Regions from separate parts of the Homo sapiens genome. Here regions 2 and 3 are each linked to region 1. Evidence: read pairs that join two places in POLR2A ChIA-PET (ENCODE). Cell type or tissue: MCF 10A. All regions are shown on one strand.

Region 1 (2,500 bases):
CAAGCAATCCTCCTGCCTGGCCTCCCAAAGTGCTGGGATTGTAAGTGTGAGCCACTGCACTCAGCCTTTTTATCTTTATTTTAGAGTGTATGCCTTCTATTTATTTATTTTTTAAAGCTGTAAAACAGCCTCAGGCAGGTCCTTCAGGAGGTATTCCAGAAGAAGGTATTGTTATCATAGGAGATGATAGCTCTATGCCTGTTATTGCCCCTGAAAACCTTCCAGCGGGACAAGATGTGGAGGCAGAAGACAGTGATATTAAAGTTCCTGACCCTGTGTAGGCCTAGGATCATGTGTGTGTTTGTATCTTCATTTAAAAAAAAACAAACTTTAAAACATAAAAAAAAATCTTAAATAGAAAAAAGCTTAGAGAATAAGGATATAAAGAAAATATTTTTATAACTATACAATATGTTTGTGTTTTAAGCTAAGTATTATTACAAAAGAGACATGAAGTTAAAAAAATTAAAAAGCTTATCCAGTAAAAAAAGTTACAGCAAGCTAATGGCTGGGTGCGGTGGCTCAAGCCTGTAATCCCAGCACTTTGGGAGGCCGAGGCAGGTGGATCACAAGGTCAGGCGTTCGAGACCAGCCTTAGGTGTACATTAGGCTAGTGAAACCCCGTGTCTACTAAAAATACAAAAACTAGCCGGGCATGGTGGCGCTCGCCTGTAATCCCAGTTACTCAAGAGGCTGAGGCAGGAGAATCGCTTGAACCCAGGAGTCAGAGGTTGCAGTGAGCCGAGATCATGCCACCACACTCCAGCCTGGGCGACAGAGTGAGACTCCATCTCAAAAAAAAAAAAAAAAAAAAAAAAGTTACAGCAAGCTAAGGTTAGTTTATTATTGAAGAAAGAAAAAATTTTTAAATAAATCTAGTGTAACCTAAGTGTACAGTGTTTATAAAATCTACAGTGGTACACAGTAATGTCCAAGGCCTTCACATTCACTCACCACTCACTTACTGACTCACCCAGAGCAACTTCCAATCCTGCAAGCTCCGTTCATGGTAAGTGCCCTATACAGGCATACCATTTTTTATCTTTTATGCTATATTTTTACTGTATCTTTTCTATGTTTAAATACACAGATACTTATCATTGTGTTACAACTATCTACAGTATTTACTTCAGTAATACTCTACAGGCTTGTAGCCTAGGAACAATAGGCTATCTCATGTAGCTTAGGTGTACATTAGGCTATCCCATCTAGGTTTGTGTAAGTACACACTGTGATGTTGGCACAATGATGAAACTGTCTAATGACGCATTTCCCAGAACCGATCACCATCATTAAGCAACACATGATTGTATACTTATTCATGTTTATTTCTCCCTCCTGCTTCTGAAATATAAGCTCTACAAAGGCAGGGATCTTTATCTGTTTTATATATTGATGTATCCCAAGCCCCTAGAATAATGCCACCCATATAGGTGCTCAATAAATATTTGCTGAATGAGGAATGATGATCCACTAATTTATTATTCAGTGCAGGGTTCCATTATTATATTTAGAGACTAAAATTAGATTTCCTAAGAAATCTTTATTTTTGCTTAATGATCCTTTTAAAGCTGCCACAATTGGATCTTTCAACAATTTATGAATAGTTTTAGCTGAAGTCTCCAAAACTGTCAGATAAAATGCAGGCAAATATTTACACAAGTGTTCCTCCCCCACAACTTCCACTTCGACAATATGAGGCAATGCTGTGAGTCTCTGGAACAAAGTCAGCACTGTAGTGGGCAACCAGGTATCAGTGATTCACTCAAAGCAGACAATGAAAACCAAATGTAGATTAATGGGTTCTTTTCAGTTCATTCTAAAATCACATGCTTCTTAGTTAAATTATTACTAGTCAATGGAAAGCCTCACCAAATTTATCTGTAAATATATCCTAAAAAATGTAGCTCCTACAGTAAATATTTCCTATTTTAACTCTAGGCTTCAGAGAAGGCCTAATCTTAGGTCATTATTTCTTAATTTTGAAATCTAGAAAAATCAGGATTTGAGTTTTTAATCTTTAAGATACATTAATATAATACCGAAAGGACTACAAAAATGTTAGAAATAGGATGGTTTTAGAGAATTCACTCAAATGTCAATAAGGAGGTTGCTTTGGCAGAAAAGAATCCAGAAAAAGGGAGAACAGGAAGCTTAAAAAGCTATAGAAAGAATGAACCTGGGTCATGTCATTGACAGGAGATAAAGAAAAGATGGAATCCAATGGACATGGTAACTCATCAGATACAGAGAGGAATGTAGGGAATGTAGACTTAGGGAAACAGAAGGCTTCAAATTTGGCTAATTGGGTAAATGAAGTGCTGTTTTATAACATAGAGAAAACAGGAAGAAAATCAGATTAGGAGGTGGTAGGTTACCAAAATTTTATTTGGGGCTGGAAGAGTCTCAGACTCAACTAATCCTGAAATTTGGTAAACTTGACCTCTGCAAGAATCTTATTAAAAGAGGTTTTATTGAATATTAACCTTCCTTCTCCAGG
Region 2 (2,500 bases), 120 kb after region 1:
AAGTACAGAGAGCTGTGGGATCATAAGGAAGGACCCAGCCGGGTGTGGTGACTCACGCCTGTCAGGAGTTCGAGACCAGCCTGGCCAACATGCTGAAACCCCATCTCTACTAAAAATACAAAATTAGCCGGGCGTGGTGGCGGGAACCTATAATCCCAGCCACTTGGGAGGCTGAGGCAGGAGAATCATTTGAACCTGGGAGGCGGAGGTTGCAGTGAGCCGAGATTATGCCACTGCACTCCAGCCTGGCGACAGAGCAAGACTCCGTCTCCAAAAAAAAAAGGAACCTCACCAAGTACGAATAATGATAGCCCCTTACATTTTATGTTGACAGTTTACAAAGTACTTCTCAGATCTCTTACTCACTTGACCTTCACCAGGAATCCTATGAGATAGGAATAATTCTCCACGTTTTGCTGATATGAAACTGAGACTCAGAGAGTTAACAGAGCCCTAACCAGTAAGCTGGGCAGCAGCATGGAATAATAGAAAGACCACTAGCCTGGAGGCCAGGAGACTTTGCTTGTATGGCATGATTTCATTTGTGACTCTGTCATCTTGAGTAAGTAACCTTTCCTCCCTGGGGCTTGGTCTGCTCATCTATAAAGTAATGTGGTTAGACTAGAAAGGCTCTGAGATCTATTATTACCCTGATACTCTCTGGAGGAGGAAGTAAAGTCTTATAGTTGAAGATGGGGGCTCTAGAATTAAATGAACTGGTTGAGTGATCCTGCACAAGTGAAATAGCCTCAATGGCTTCATGATAAAGCAGAGAAATTAGGAGAACCCACTTCATGGGGTTATTATGAAGATTAAGTACAGTAGTAATATATGTGAATGAAACACATTGGTAACGAGTAAGTGTTCAGTGAATGTTAGCAGTGATTACTATTTGATCTACGAGGCTATGGTAGAAAGATGTCCAGAAAGTGCAGGGGCTCTTTCTACCACAGCATTTTTGTATGGTAGAACCTCATTCTGGTCACCCAGGGGAGCCTCGGAAAAACAGGCCTTTGTTTTGTAAAGTTGTAGAACAGTCTTCAAGTATCTCTTGAAAATCAGAGGTAGCATGGTATGCAGAAAGAATCAGACAAACGTGGCTTAAAATTCCAGCTTGGCTCCTTGCTAGCTATGTGGCCCTAGGCAGGTGACTCACCTCCTTATGACTCAGCCTCCTGATTGTAAAGTGGAGATAATACTCATTTTGCAGGGTTGCTCTGAGGCTTGAATAAAAGTATGTGTGCAAAGCTTTCAGCACAGGTATGGAAGAAAATACCAGAGATTGGTGAGGTCAAGTGCTGGATCTCTCTGGCTGCTTTTTGGGTATTTAAGCCTGAAGACTCTGTGCTTTCTGCTTCTAGGTCTCCAAACCAGTGAACATGCCAAGTTTTATGCCTTCTCAACCAGGTTGAAGCATTCAGCAATGAGAATGAGACCTTGGTGTTTCAGTTTTCAGTAAAACACAAGCAAAGGAAGTATTGTGGTGGCGGATATGTAAAACTCTTTCCTGCCACCCTGAACCAGGAGGATATGCACTCAGGATCCAAGTATCACATCATGTTTGGTAAGCTCTCTGATAGCAGTCACTGTCAGCTCCATTAGGTCCTAATGACAGCCACTGTAGTTGTTGAAAACGCTCAGATTCACTTGGAACAGAAAATGTCTAATATGATAACTCCACCCCGCCTCCATGTGGCAGGACTCTTCAAAGACCTGAAAAAAGCAACTCTAAACCTGAATGTTAATATAAGTAAACCACAGAGGTGGGGAGGCACATGGTACCATATTAAGAAATCTATAGCACAGGGAGACATTTTCCAGTTCTCAGAAGAGGAGAAGGAGGTCATCAGCTACGTAGACCCTCTCACAGGTACACTACAATAAGGCATTGTACTCTGCCTCAGTGAGAGAAAGGCACAGGAGGTCAAGGAAGTGACCTTTTTTTAGCATCTGAAATGTGTCCAGAGTGTTGTATCTGTAACCTAAATATGTAACTAGGCCTCCTTGGGGCAGTCCAGATCTTACTTAAGCACGTGTGTGTTTTGGATAGTGAGAGTGGTAACATGGGAGGTAAGGTTGAAAATTAAGTTAAGGCTGGGTGCAGTGGCTCACCCCTGTAATTCCAGCACTCTGGGTGGCGGGGGGCTGAGGCGGGTAGATCACTTGAGGTCAGGAGTTCGAGAGCATCCTGGCCAACATGGTGAAACCCCATCTCTACTGAAAATACAAACATTAGCCAGGCATGGTGGCTAGCACCTGTAATACCAGGCAGGATAATTGCTTGAACCTGGGAGATGGAGGTTGTAGTGAGCCGAGATTGCACCACTGCACTCTAGCCTGGCTGATAGAGCAAGACTCCGTCTCGAGAAAAAGAAAAATTAGCCAGGTGTGGTGGCGGGAGCCTGTAATTCCAGGTACTCAGGAGGCTGAGGCAGCAGAATTGCTTGAACCTGGGAAGCAGAGGTTGCAGTGAGCTGAGGTTGCACCACTACACTCCAGC
Region 3 (2,500 bases), 60 kb before region 1:
TCCACGTGGAGGGAACAGCAAGTAAAAATCCCTAAAGCCGGGGGCGGGGGTGGAGGGGGGAAGCTTGTCTTGCCTGAGAAAAAGAAATGAGCCAATGTTACTGGAATGGTGTGACCAAGCAAGGGTAGGAGACAGGTAAGAGGGCAGTGAACGTAAGTAGTTTCTATTTCATTCCAAATGAGATGGAAAACATCAGGGGTATTTGAGCAGGCAAGTGACACGGTCTCATTTACATTTAAATTAAGTTTAAAGATACAGAGTCCATATACAGTACAAATATAATTGAGGATTGTATTTGTACATAAGAAGACTTAACAACAATAAAACTTCCTTCTGGAATAAATAAAAGGCCAAATTTCATTTACGTGATCCAAGTTATCCATTGCGAAGAACCCTAAAACGTAGTTTTATTAAGCTGGGCTAACACAGACAGGTAGCAAGTACAAATTACACTAAAAATGTTCTCGATGAGTGGCTAAACAGTGAGCTACTGAAATAGGCTAGGCTGACCTACTGTACAACTATCTAAAGTCCTGAATGATTTTCAGAGATCACCCAAACTGGCTTAAACACTGTATCAGCTCCTCTGCTTCCCCAATCTTCAATAGAAGGCAGTATGTATTCCCTAAAATACCTAGTCACTCAAACAGGGCATGGTGTGGTTTACTGGTTATCTGTAGGTAAGCTTTTGGATAACTATAGGTGCTTCTACTCACCTATGTAATTCCAGAGCCAAGAAAAACTAAAATAAAAACTTTATCTCTTTTGTGCCTCCAATCCTATCTTTCCTTCTGCTTGGCTTTGGAATATACTATGATCTACAACAGGAAATGAAAAATTTAGACACATACATAGGAAATCTAGATATCACTAACATCTAGAAACAGAACATAAGCCCTAAGTTCTGACACTTTAAGTATAATACATTGGGCTGGGTTTGGTAGCTCACGCCTGTAATCCCAGCACTTTGGGAGGCCAGGAGTTCAGACCAGCCTGGGTAACATGGTGAAACCCCCATCTCTACTAAAAATATAAGAATTAGCCAGGCGTGGTGGTGCATGCCTGTAACCTCGCTACTCAGGAGGCTGAGGCACGAGAATCAGTTGCACCCAGGAGGCAGAGGTTGCAGTGAGCTGAGATTGTGCCACTGCACTCCAGCCTGGGCAACAGAGCGAGACTGTCTCAAAAAATAAAAAATATATTTTAAATCAGGCCTCAAAAGAAAATGACATTGCCCCATTTAATTTATAAGCTAAATATCCTTACTATCCAAATGCAAATGGACTGTCCTATGCTATTGTGTCATTAACAACAGTAGGTTAAAAGTCTCTATGATTTGGCAAACAAACATATGCAACTGAAGAAGTAAAAGAGATGAGTAATTATAAACTCATTCAAACAACATTTCTCAACTGGGCTGTGGAGCTGGTCACCCACCCCTTGCTAGCCACTTGCTGGAAATAAAGGGGTGTAGTGAGGTAGAAATAGTTTTAAAAATTCCTATTCTCAAACAATAATATTCTTATTTCAGAAACTCTCAGGCAATAAAATATATATTTAGGTTGAATACACCAAAATTTTTCAGAAAAAGAGACAACATATATGAAATTTTTAACCCACAATAATTCAAAATATATTTTGTTTCATGAATAAGGAAGAATAATTAAAATCCACTAACGTAGTTCACTACCAGAAAAAAATCCGTAAAAATTTAAAAAATATATCTCTATTATATTCTTCATTATGGACAATAACTGTCAGAACTTACTTCTCTATTTTCTAAGAAAAACTTTTTTTGTGGAAGGTTTTGTAAAATATGTCCCTGTTCTAAGCAGTGATAATGGATAAAATGGAAGGAAGGGATGAGTCATTCAAACATGCTCCCCTCCTTCCCAGCTACCAGAAATGACATTACCAGAAACAGTAGCTAAGATAATAGCCAAACACAACAGTTGTTCCATAGAATAAGCTCACAATACAGTTTAATGTAGAAAGGTACTATGTTTCAGATCTGAGTTTTTTTGCTATTAAAGAAAAACGCCATTATAATTTTTGAACTCCATACACAAAGGTAATTGAAAGTAAAATTTACTTACTTTGGCAATCTGCAGCAACACAATGCAGTGTTTAATTGATTCTACCATGCTCTATAAAAACAAAACACTGATTTTAGGATCTTGGCTCAAATAAATGGATATATAATGTTAAAGCTTAAAATATAAAAATCAGTTCAGATGTATAGAGTTTAAGTCTATACTACACAAGAAATATCCTCTTTGGATCTAGTGGGTTCTAGTATGCTGATAATGCCAAATGAAGTTATTCATTAGCAGTTCTATGAATTTTAACGAATGCCACAAATTGTTAATTTATACTAAATAATATCTAATTTTTTTTTCTTTTTTTTTTTTTTTAAGAGACAAGGTCTCACTATGCTGATCACGCTGGATTGCAGTGGCTATTCACAGGCACAATTATAGCACACTGCAGCCTCAAACTC

The links. ChIA-PET counts read pairs that join two places held together with the same protein. Peaks named below come from ENCODE experiments on the same cell type or tissue, not always from the same donor. Only the 100,000 strongest peaks of a DNase experiment are listed, where the experiment ranks them.
Region 2: POLR2A ChIA-PET joins it to region 1 with 7 read pairs; 2 of 35 experiments call an interaction of 5 or more read pairs at or near these places.
Region 3: POLR2A ChIA-PET joins it to region 1 with 5 read pairs; 3 of 35 experiments call an interaction of 5 or more read pairs at or near these places.

What each region holds. Positions count from the first base shown.
Region 1 is chr1:51,689,592-51,692,091 of GRCh38, reverse strand. All of the region lies in intron 3 of OSBPL9 (oxysterol binding protein like 9), which reads right to left. Among named protein-coding and RNA genes, the nearest start is that of OSBPL9, 74 kb to the right of the region's middle. In MCF 10A, no CTCF peak of the experiment used is centred here; DNase peaks (open chromatin) are centred at 1,251 and 1,711.
Region 2 is chr1:51,568,612-51,571,111 of GRCh38, reverse strand. The region is part of intron 2 of EPS15-AS1 (EPS15 antisense RNA 1); the gene reads right to left. It also overlaps a transcript of OSBPL9 not described here and the pseudogene CALR4P. Among named protein-coding and RNA genes, the nearest start is that of OSBPL9, 47 kb to the left of the region's middle. RefSeq lists enhancers at 1,485-1,644, 1,805-1,854. In MCF 10A, a CTCF peak has its summit at 1,664; a DNase peak (open chromatin) is centred at 1,151.
Region 3 is chr1:51,749,792-51,752,291 of GRCh38, reverse strand. It overlaps OSBPL9 (oxysterol binding protein like 9), which reads right to left. Exons shown (of 24, transcript NM_024586.6): 8 at 2,097-2,147. Among named protein-coding and RNA genes, the nearest start is that of MIR761, 85 kb to the left of the region's middle. In MCF 10A, no CTCF peak of the experiment used is centred here; no DNase peak of the experiment used is centred here.